Linked DNA regions of Mus musculus: region 1 is linked to region 2. Evidence: chromatin loops called from intact Hi-C (ENCODE). Cell type or tissue: left cerebral cortex. All regions are shown on one strand. Links, peaks and the distances in the headings refer to the core of each region. The heading gives the core; the rest is flanking DNA. Region 1 has its middle 53 kb from the start of Uchl5. Region 2 has its middle 22 kb from the start of Gm41964.

Region 1 (4,397 bases), core at 109-4,108, 86 kb after region 2:
CTGGCCCGTAACTCAGTCATCACACTCTTTACAAGGGCTAGGCTATCAGTCCTGCTCCACTATTAGCTCCCGTTCTTTGAGCTGGCAAATGGATGTCACCCATATTTCCTCCTTTGGGAAAAATCAATATTTACATGTTTGCTAATCTGTCTAGGCAGATTTCTTTGTATCTTGCAGGAAATTGGTCTGAAAGATTCGATGAGACCCTTGAGGCCCTGAGAGCAGCTGTTCTCAGGATCAACTCGACCTTACCCTATGACAGGAAAGGCTGTGACATTGGAGGAATGACCTAAGACAGGAGCCACAGCAGATGGACATGACTGCAGAGGCCTAGACCAGCCTCAAATTTTAATAAAATAAAAAGGGGAGATGTGGAGAGCTGTGCCGCGAGCAATCGAGTGCGTGCCATGAACAATCGCCATTATAAGATGGTGCTGGCTTCCACTGCGCCTAACTAGTAAACAAGCCTTATGCACAAGTGCAAGAGTGAACTCACGCCTAGTCACTGCCCATCTCGCCGCGTAGTAATGGGGTGATGGGCGAGCAACGAATCAGGAGCTGTCATGCCACATCAGGTGCTGAAACGTCACTCTGAGGTCTATATAAGCAGCGCCATTTTCCCGGTTTGGGGTCTTCCCTCCTGATAAGTAAGCAATAAAAGCTTTGCCGCAGAAGATTCTGGTTGTCCTGAGTGTGTTCTTGCCGGCGGGGACAAAAGCTCGGGATAGGATGGATGTTGGAATGAGATAGAAAATGTGATTGAAAACTGTAAGAACATCAAACTGGAGAAGTCAGAGTTCAGTAGGAAAGACCAGTAACAGAATAAAGAACATTTGGGTTCAATACAGTTTCTCAGAAACTGTAAGTGAACATAAATAAATAAAATCTGAGACCCTGACTTGAGCCTTAGGCTACCAATGTGTGATGATCCATGAAGTAATGAAGGGAAGGATCTGATTCCTTCTCATTCCTAATTCCATATCCACAGCCAAGCCAGTTACAGAAATCCAAAGAATCTATTCAATTCTAACAATGAAAACAAATTTCCTACACATTCAAAACCCATCCTGTTTAGCCTCATTTTATTTCGGGAATTTGATTATTCAGGTCTATAATATACTGTCAAATACAAGTTTCTCTACACTGTTATCTTCCCAAACCTTCATGTTTTCAAGACTAATTCTCAGCAGAAAAAAAAAGAGCTTTGGTTCCTTAGTAGTAAGGTTCCTAAAGAGCCCAGAAGATTGTGTCATGGTTTTTATTTCTACCTAACACCCACTTATCCTAGACAATGTGTCAAAGATGGCTGTTTTTCATCTTGCTGTTAAGCACTCTGAGTTGAGTGTATCATCTACAGTCAAACAAAGAGGCCTGGGTGATTTCCTATGCTTGGTCATGGGGGATTTTGTTTAGAGCTAAGATATTAACAACCATCATGCAGATCAGCTTCACGTTATTATTTCTTTTCCAGGTCTCCACTGGAGGTGAACAGTGGAAACAGTTCACATCGCTGTGACTGCAAAGAAAACTAAAGTTGCTTTCTCTACATCGTCACGTTAGAACGTTGATTGTAGAGCTGGTGAAATAATTAAGCATACACAGATGCACGGAGACAGGACAAAAGTACCTCAATCTATTTTGAGCCAGGGTCAACTCTCAACCATTTTTGGTGGTGTGAGCAGTTCATACACATGAGGTCTCAGCTCAATATAAACAGAAACAGTAGCTCCGACTTGTTTCTATGGTTTCAAATCACTGCCAATAGCATCTGTGCTGTGGCTTACATTAACACCTCCTGCTAGCACTCTGGTTGCAACACCCTCCTCCATTCTTTAAGAGCCGCTATCCTGCCCTTCTGAGTTTCTGAGCACTGTCTTTCTTATGTAACCACTGCTTTGAGAAGGTGGCTCCAATTACTGCTTGTCATGCCTATAATCAGTGCACAGCAAAAATATTGGCACAGAGTTGATAAACTAAGTGTTATATAAGAGAAATGTAAATTTTCCCTTTCAAGAACCAAGCATTAAGCTGAATCTTGACTGAGTACCACAGGTATTTAGTGAGTTCTCAGTGAGCCAGTTCCAATCTTTTGTTAATATGATATTCTGCTACATAACCATTCACTTTAATCTGATAAAGATTTAATGGGATACCCTAGATGTTAAGCTGTATTGAATGAGCCAAAACAAAGATTAGATGAATTGATTCTGAATAAATACAGAATAAAAAAAGCTTCTGTATTCTGAATCCAGTCTTCATTCCACAATAGGCTTATAACAGACATTACATGAACTAAGAATTACATTGGCTCCTTTGGTTCTTGGGACTTTACACTTGCCCTGAATAAGATCACCAGTTTCCCTAGCCTATGGGTGACATAACATGGGAGATGTCTTGGCCTCTTAAGAACTGACTTTTGGGGACCAACGTGATGGCTCAGGAGGAAAAAGCACTTGTTGTTCTTGAGGAATATCCTTCAATTCTCAGCACCCACACAATGGCTCACAACCATGCAGTTCCAGGGGCTCAAACATCTTCTGAGCTCCTTAGGCACAGGCACACACATACACACACACACACACACACACACAAACACACACACATATATGCACAAATAAAACACAAACATACATATATACAATATGAAATAAATTTAAAATAAAAATTTAAAAAACACAACTGATTTTTATCCTGTAGCACTATGGGCAAAACCCAGGAATGAGTGTTGAGCCAATCTGAGTACATGACACTTTGAGTCTGGATTGTCTATGTAATGCCTATGATGGCTAGTAAGCGATCATCTTATATAACCCAGACTTTATGAAATAAACCTGAGTTCAAGAGTTTGAAAGATGCATCTCTAGACAGCAATCAACCCATTGTGGTTGAATAAATTAATCATAAAAAGTGAGTCCACTAAAAGCCAGGATAAAACCCTAGAGAACATGTACACAGAAAAGGGGGGAGACCATGAAAGGTACCAAAAATAAAAAATGGAAAAGTAATAAAAGTGATGCCAACAAAAGAGAAAATAAGCATGAATAGGCATGTATCAGTGTTGTACTGCATATAGAAAGATAAGTGTTGTGTATTGCTGGAACTTAAATGGTAAGAGTAGACTGTGCTGTTGAGGGAGACAGAACACAACATGTAAAGTGTCATCATGCCATACTGTTGAATGCTGAGCTTCTTTTTAATAATGATAACCCATTAGTTTTAAAGTAAGAAAGGAAATATACAGTAAAAATACTGTCTTACTTTGAATGTTGCAATCCTTATGCTAGCATCAGCCCTCTCCCTCTCCCCCTCCCCTGCCCCCTCTTCCCTCTACTCCCTCCCCCTTCCTCTTCCTCTGCCTTTTCCTATCCCTTTCTCTCCCTGCCTCTTTCTCTGGCTTTGATGGAGTTTTTCACTGTCTTTGAATCTTCACTTCAATACAGCATAAAGGACTGGCCTAGCTGACTTCTAGAAGTCCTTTGGATCCTGTACAGCTATGTTTTCCTCAGACTGTATGTTTAGGTATCTCACACCAACCCTTATTTCTATTCCTTGAATACTAAACTAGTAAAATATGTAAAAGAAATAAAAAAGATTAACGACAGATAGTTGAAAAGATCAAAGTCAGTGAATTTGGACATCATCCAGTTAATACCTTTATTTTACAAGTGAGGAATCCAAGACCTAAACAGTTCAGGCAATTGTCCGCTCCCATGCTGACAGCAAGCAGGAATCAACATTTGCACATAGTAGTTTTACTTTATTGCTCTTACAACTGGAAATTTCAATCTCTGTTCCAAAGGAGCTTACCTCATAGGAAGACTGAGTAAAAGAGTCATTAAATAACTTAAGAATAAATTTAAGGAAATATATAGTTAACACAAAAGATATAGGTCTCCCTCAAACTGGTTAATTGGCATCTAATAGTTACTCTGATGATAGCAATTTCTAAAGCTTCAGAATTCAATTGAAGAGTGAGGGAAAATCCAAGTAAGCCTTATGTTTACAGATCACATACACACAAATTCAGATTCAGTTTGTTTCTAAGTTATATCATCCAAGAACTTCCTATCAGTAAGAGAACAAAACCAAATTAAAAGTGTAGATATCATCTTCACAAGACAGGAGAAACTGGAACCAGGCCTGTGATGTCAAATTTAAGGACTTTGAGATTTAAGGACTGAAAGTTTTTTCCATGTTGACTGATATTGATCAAGTAAACATGGGCAAATTAAGATAGGTTATTTAGTTTTAGAAAAAAACTATCATCTATCAAATTTGCAGAGAATTCATGCTATTATTTCTAAATATAGCATGAAGGATATCATGGAATACAAAGAATATCAAAGGGGAAATATTGACACACTATACTGAGTTTTTAATTGCAAATGCCTGCTGTC
Region 2 (4,397 bases), core at 211-4,210:
TTTTGAAGGTGACACTTTTTGTTATTTCTATTTTTTTTTTTATTTTGTAATCTGAGGTTTGAGGAACTCCTCTGTTTTCGGCTATCTTAGTCAAGCCTCGGCCTGAAATGAGCCCTCTTTCCTAATATACTTAGTTCCTCAAATGAAACACAACTAGCATGTATAATGACCTCGAGTAAAGGGCACCAGTAGTTGACAAAGCAGACTGGATAAACTACCACAATACAAGCACAGTACGTAGAATCTTCAAAGATGATGGCGCCCTGCTTTCTACATCTGGCCTTTCTGAGACCTTCTACCAAAAGTACCATAAAGAAGTTAGGTTATAATTCGAGATCTGCCAAGTCTCAAAGGGTGCTTCAGTGTTCTGAACAACACCACTATGGGGCTGAGACTGGTGCATCCTCATTGCCAGCCTACACAGCTTCTCTCCATACCCAAGCATACAAAGCACTGCGTGAGAGAAATGTCCGTAAGCAACGTGCTTTGTCACCCAGTTTGGAAGATGAGGGTAACATAATGCAGGTGAGTCAGAAAAAAAACTGGGTTCAGATTCTGAAGTTACCCTATTTCTCAAACTGGGCAACCTTAAACAAGCTATTTAAAATTGCCCAACATTTCACCTGCTCATCTGTAGTTCAATCTCATGAAGTTCAGTATAAATCACCCCAGTCAATATTTATGAAATTGTATTTAGACTGAGCTGGGGAGAACAAAAGATACAGAACTAATAACAGCCAGCTGGTCTTGGCAGAGTGGAGGGAGTCACAGAACTCATGCAAGCAGGCTTCAGACTGCCTAGAACATATGCCCAAGCCTCAAAAGGCAAGCTGTTTGCGTTGTGAGATTCTCCAGAGCCCAGGATAGTTTGGCTACAAACACCCAGTGTGCCACGAGACACGAGAAGGGAGAAGTCACGTGGCCCTTTCTCCACCCCCAGGAGAGAAGATTGTTCTTCAGCTGCAGATGTCCCCAAACAGCTCAGGGAACTAAACAAGAGAGCTCAGGGGGAAAAACGTGCCAGGAGCTTTTGCCAAATTTGGAAGAGCTCAGACCTGGATCCTGCCTCTAGAAACCACAGCACACCTCCCTTTTGGGTAAAAGAAAGGAAGACAGGCAGGCAGAAAAGGGAGGGAGGGAGGGGAGAGAGAGAAAAAGAGAGACAGACAGACAGACAGACAGGACACTTGAGGCCCTTATAGATATACAAGACCATCTCCCAGAGAAACTGGAATGCGTCATACCGTCTTTTTCTCTAACTGGGAGAAGCTAGGAAAGGTTGAAAAAGTCAAATGCCCCTCTGTGGATCTCCCCCATTTCCTGGCCACTGACACTTGATAGTAATTGCAACATCAGCACAACCAAACACCGAGCAACAGACCCAAAAAGACCAAAAACGTATTCTTGGGTTGTAAAGAAAAGACACAGTGATCCATGGATCTTCAAAGGCAATCCACAGAAACGCAGTATGCTTGTGGTGCTAAAATTTAATGGAGGGGGGAGGAAGTTGGCAACAGTTGAGGAAAAATGATCTCTACCAAGGCTAAAGGATATGGTACTGACATTTTTTTCCAACAAGAAAAACTATCTGCCTGTCCAGCCTGGTGAAGGAACATGTAAATAAAAGGGGAGCTAGTTCCTCTTCCTAACAAGACAGTAAAAGAGAGTCATCACCCAGTATACTGTGGAAGAATATCTCCTGTCTAGTATTCCTCACGTCAAGCTCCCCAAGCTAGGGAAGGTTTCAACAGTTGACGGCTAAGGTAGCAGAGCCTATTAGAGACAAGCAGAGATGCCCATTGCACATTTGCTGAACAGGTGAGGAAAGACATGAAAAGACAGAGATGAAGCCAGGCCTCACTAAAATTGTGCTGTGGAGACGGTCACACTACAGGCTGCTGCAGGGAGCAGGCCACAGCTCGGTCTCGCCAGTCCGGAAACTAACCCAGACCCAGGCAGACTGAGAATGCTCTCAGAGGAAGTGCTGTTTATCATCGTATGATCTAAAAGAGGAGAAGTTAGACAGCCAAAAAAGCAGAAGTCAAGTTCCGTGTGAACTATACGAATTGCAGAGGGAAAGGACTGCAAACTCGTCTGCAGAGATGTGTTAACTAGCTAAAAGAAAGACTACAGTAAAACTTGTAAATCACTGTAAAATGTTAAGTTCTCTTTTGAAACACTCAGAGATTAGAATAATTTTGGATACAGTCAAATAGCAGTTCAGTTCTCAACTGACTGTCACTCCCTAATGGACCCTGAGACTGAAACTCAATACCCTTTATATGTATATATTCTGTTACTCATCTCAAGAAACATTAGAAGACAAACAGTTATAACTACAGCTGTGCACCTGACAGAGCTACAGTTTCCAACAAAAAGAAAGTAATGCTCCTGAGAGGCTCTGCCAGTGCCTGACAAATACAGAGTTGGATGCTGACAGCCAACCATTGGACTGAGCACAGGGTTCCCAATGAAGGAGTTAGAGAACGTACCCAAGGAGCTGAAGGGGTTTGCAACCCTCCCAGAGGAACTAAAATATGAACTAACCAGTATCCCCAGAGCTCCTTGGGACTAAACCACCAACCAAAGGGACTCATGGCTCTAGCTGCATATGTAGCAGAGGATGGCCTAGTTGATCATCAATGGGAAGAGAGGCCCTTGGTCCTGTGAAGGTTCTATGCCCCAGTAAAGGGGAATGCCAGGGCCAGGAAGAGGGAGTGGGTGGGGCGGGTTGGTGAGCAGGGGAAGGGGGAGGTGTTAGGAGATTTTCCGAGGAAAGGGGATAACATTTGAAATGTAAATAAACAAATCTAATAAAAACTCATAAAAAAGAAAGAAAGTAATGGATTTGTGTTTGGAAAAAAACACTGAAAGATTTTTTATAATGTTCTATACAGCATTCCTTTGACTTGACAAATCAATCGAGTTGTTTATGGGTTTTTAGACTTTTGTTAAATTAAATCTTGTTGTTTTTAACATTTATCCTCTTTTCACACAAAAGAGAAAAAACATAGTTCCTACATGATATCCAGAAGAGTATACAGTCTCAGGAGATTATAATCTTAATGAGAAAAATACCCAACATGTGACCATGTCTTAATAAACCAGTGAACACTTTCACTTGAAACTGAAAAGTTACTTTGCTACATATAAACCCACTCTGTGTACTAGGATTTAATATAAAAAGTAAAATGGACAGGATTTTATGCCTTATCTTGCCACAGTAAAACATAAAGTATGTTCTTCTGTAATCAGAGAAACCCACTGAACTATAAATAAAGGTTTGGTTTGAGGTACTATAGGTAAATTCACAAATCTCACCTGGAGAAGCAATTACATTATGTGAAAGTAGTTACCCTTTCTTTTTTAGCTAATCATATTGTCCAAAGAGAATCACATTAACTGAAATACTAAGTCAATCTCTATAAAGAAATGAGATTTTCAAAGCACATCTGGTAAATGGATTACTTCTTTTTTTTTTTATTTCAATCACTGAGTACAAAGAATTGCCACTTATTTCAAAAGAATAGAACTATTCATCCAGTGGGAAGAAATTCAATAAGTATTAAGTGATGCGCAAAATACAAGGTTAAGACAAAGCTAAGCAAATTTTCTTTCCATGAGTAATAAAATAAAAGTAAAAGAAAGGACATTGGGTTAAGAGATCTTGCTGGCAGAGATTTAATTGGCTGATCTGACATTTCTTTAAAGATTGCTTTTGAAGTCTTTACAAAACAAACAAACAAAACAATTCAAAAAAACCTCTATGCTAGGAAGTGAGCTAAAAAAGCTTATTGGTGTTACTTTGGTGATGGTGTAGTGACCTCATAGTATTGAAAGTAAGACCACCCAAAGGTCAACACAGTGTACATGCTTTAAAAGCAAAGTTGAAATAAAAATCAGGATGATAAAATGAAAGGAAAATTAGAATCTTGCTGAAAAGAAGCCATGCAACCACCATTAAGTCAGATAAAATTAGATGCTGTTAAGCTTTGCTGCAATGAGATAAAAAGTCAATGTTGATGACAAATGGCAAACTGTAATACCCAAAGTGAAATGAGAACAGGAGATATCATACGTTCTTCTGTGTATCTCTGCACAGTTTCCAGGCATGCTTAGTTTGAGCAGAACTATGTAATCACTAAGCTTCTCCCTCTCTGCTTGGCAAAAATGATGGACACTCATCTCTAATATGAAGCAGATTTGCCTTGCTGCAACTGTATGTCAGTTTATATGCCAATTGAGAAGGGAAATGCTGAGTGAAAATAAGCCAGCTATTAATTTGCAAAACAAAGAATATAGTTACAAAGACTTGAAGGCCAACAAAGTAATTTCCTAACCGAGTATAAAAAAGAAGACCCAAGCTGGGCATTGTGGTCACAGGCCTGTAATCCCAA

What was found. Hi-C counts contacts between places; a loop is a spot of excess contacts. Peaks named below come from ENCODE experiments on the same cell type or tissue, not always from the same donor. Only the 100,000 strongest peaks of a DNase experiment are listed, where the experiment ranks them.
Region 1: it touches region 2 in a loop (3-fold over the local background); 6 of 42 quality-filtered maps call a loop at or near these places.

Annotation. Positions count from the first base shown.
Region 1 is chr1:143,828,285-143,832,681 of GRCm38, reverse strand. No RefSeq gene overlaps it. Among named protein-coding and RNA genes, the nearest start is that of Uchl5, 53 kb to the right of the region's middle. In left cerebral cortex, for the core only: no CTCF peak of the experiment used is centred there; DNase peaks (open chromatin) are centred at 1,384 and 1,809; H3K27ac peaks cover 1,358 bases.
Region 2 is chr1:143,914,310-143,918,706 of GRCm38, reverse strand. No RefSeq gene overlaps it. Among named protein-coding and RNA genes, the nearest start is that of Gm41964, 22 kb to the left of the region's middle. In left cerebral cortex, for the core only: no CTCF peak of the experiment used is centred there; DNase peaks (open chromatin) are centred at 910, 1,695 and 1,909; H3K27ac peaks cover 1,902 bases.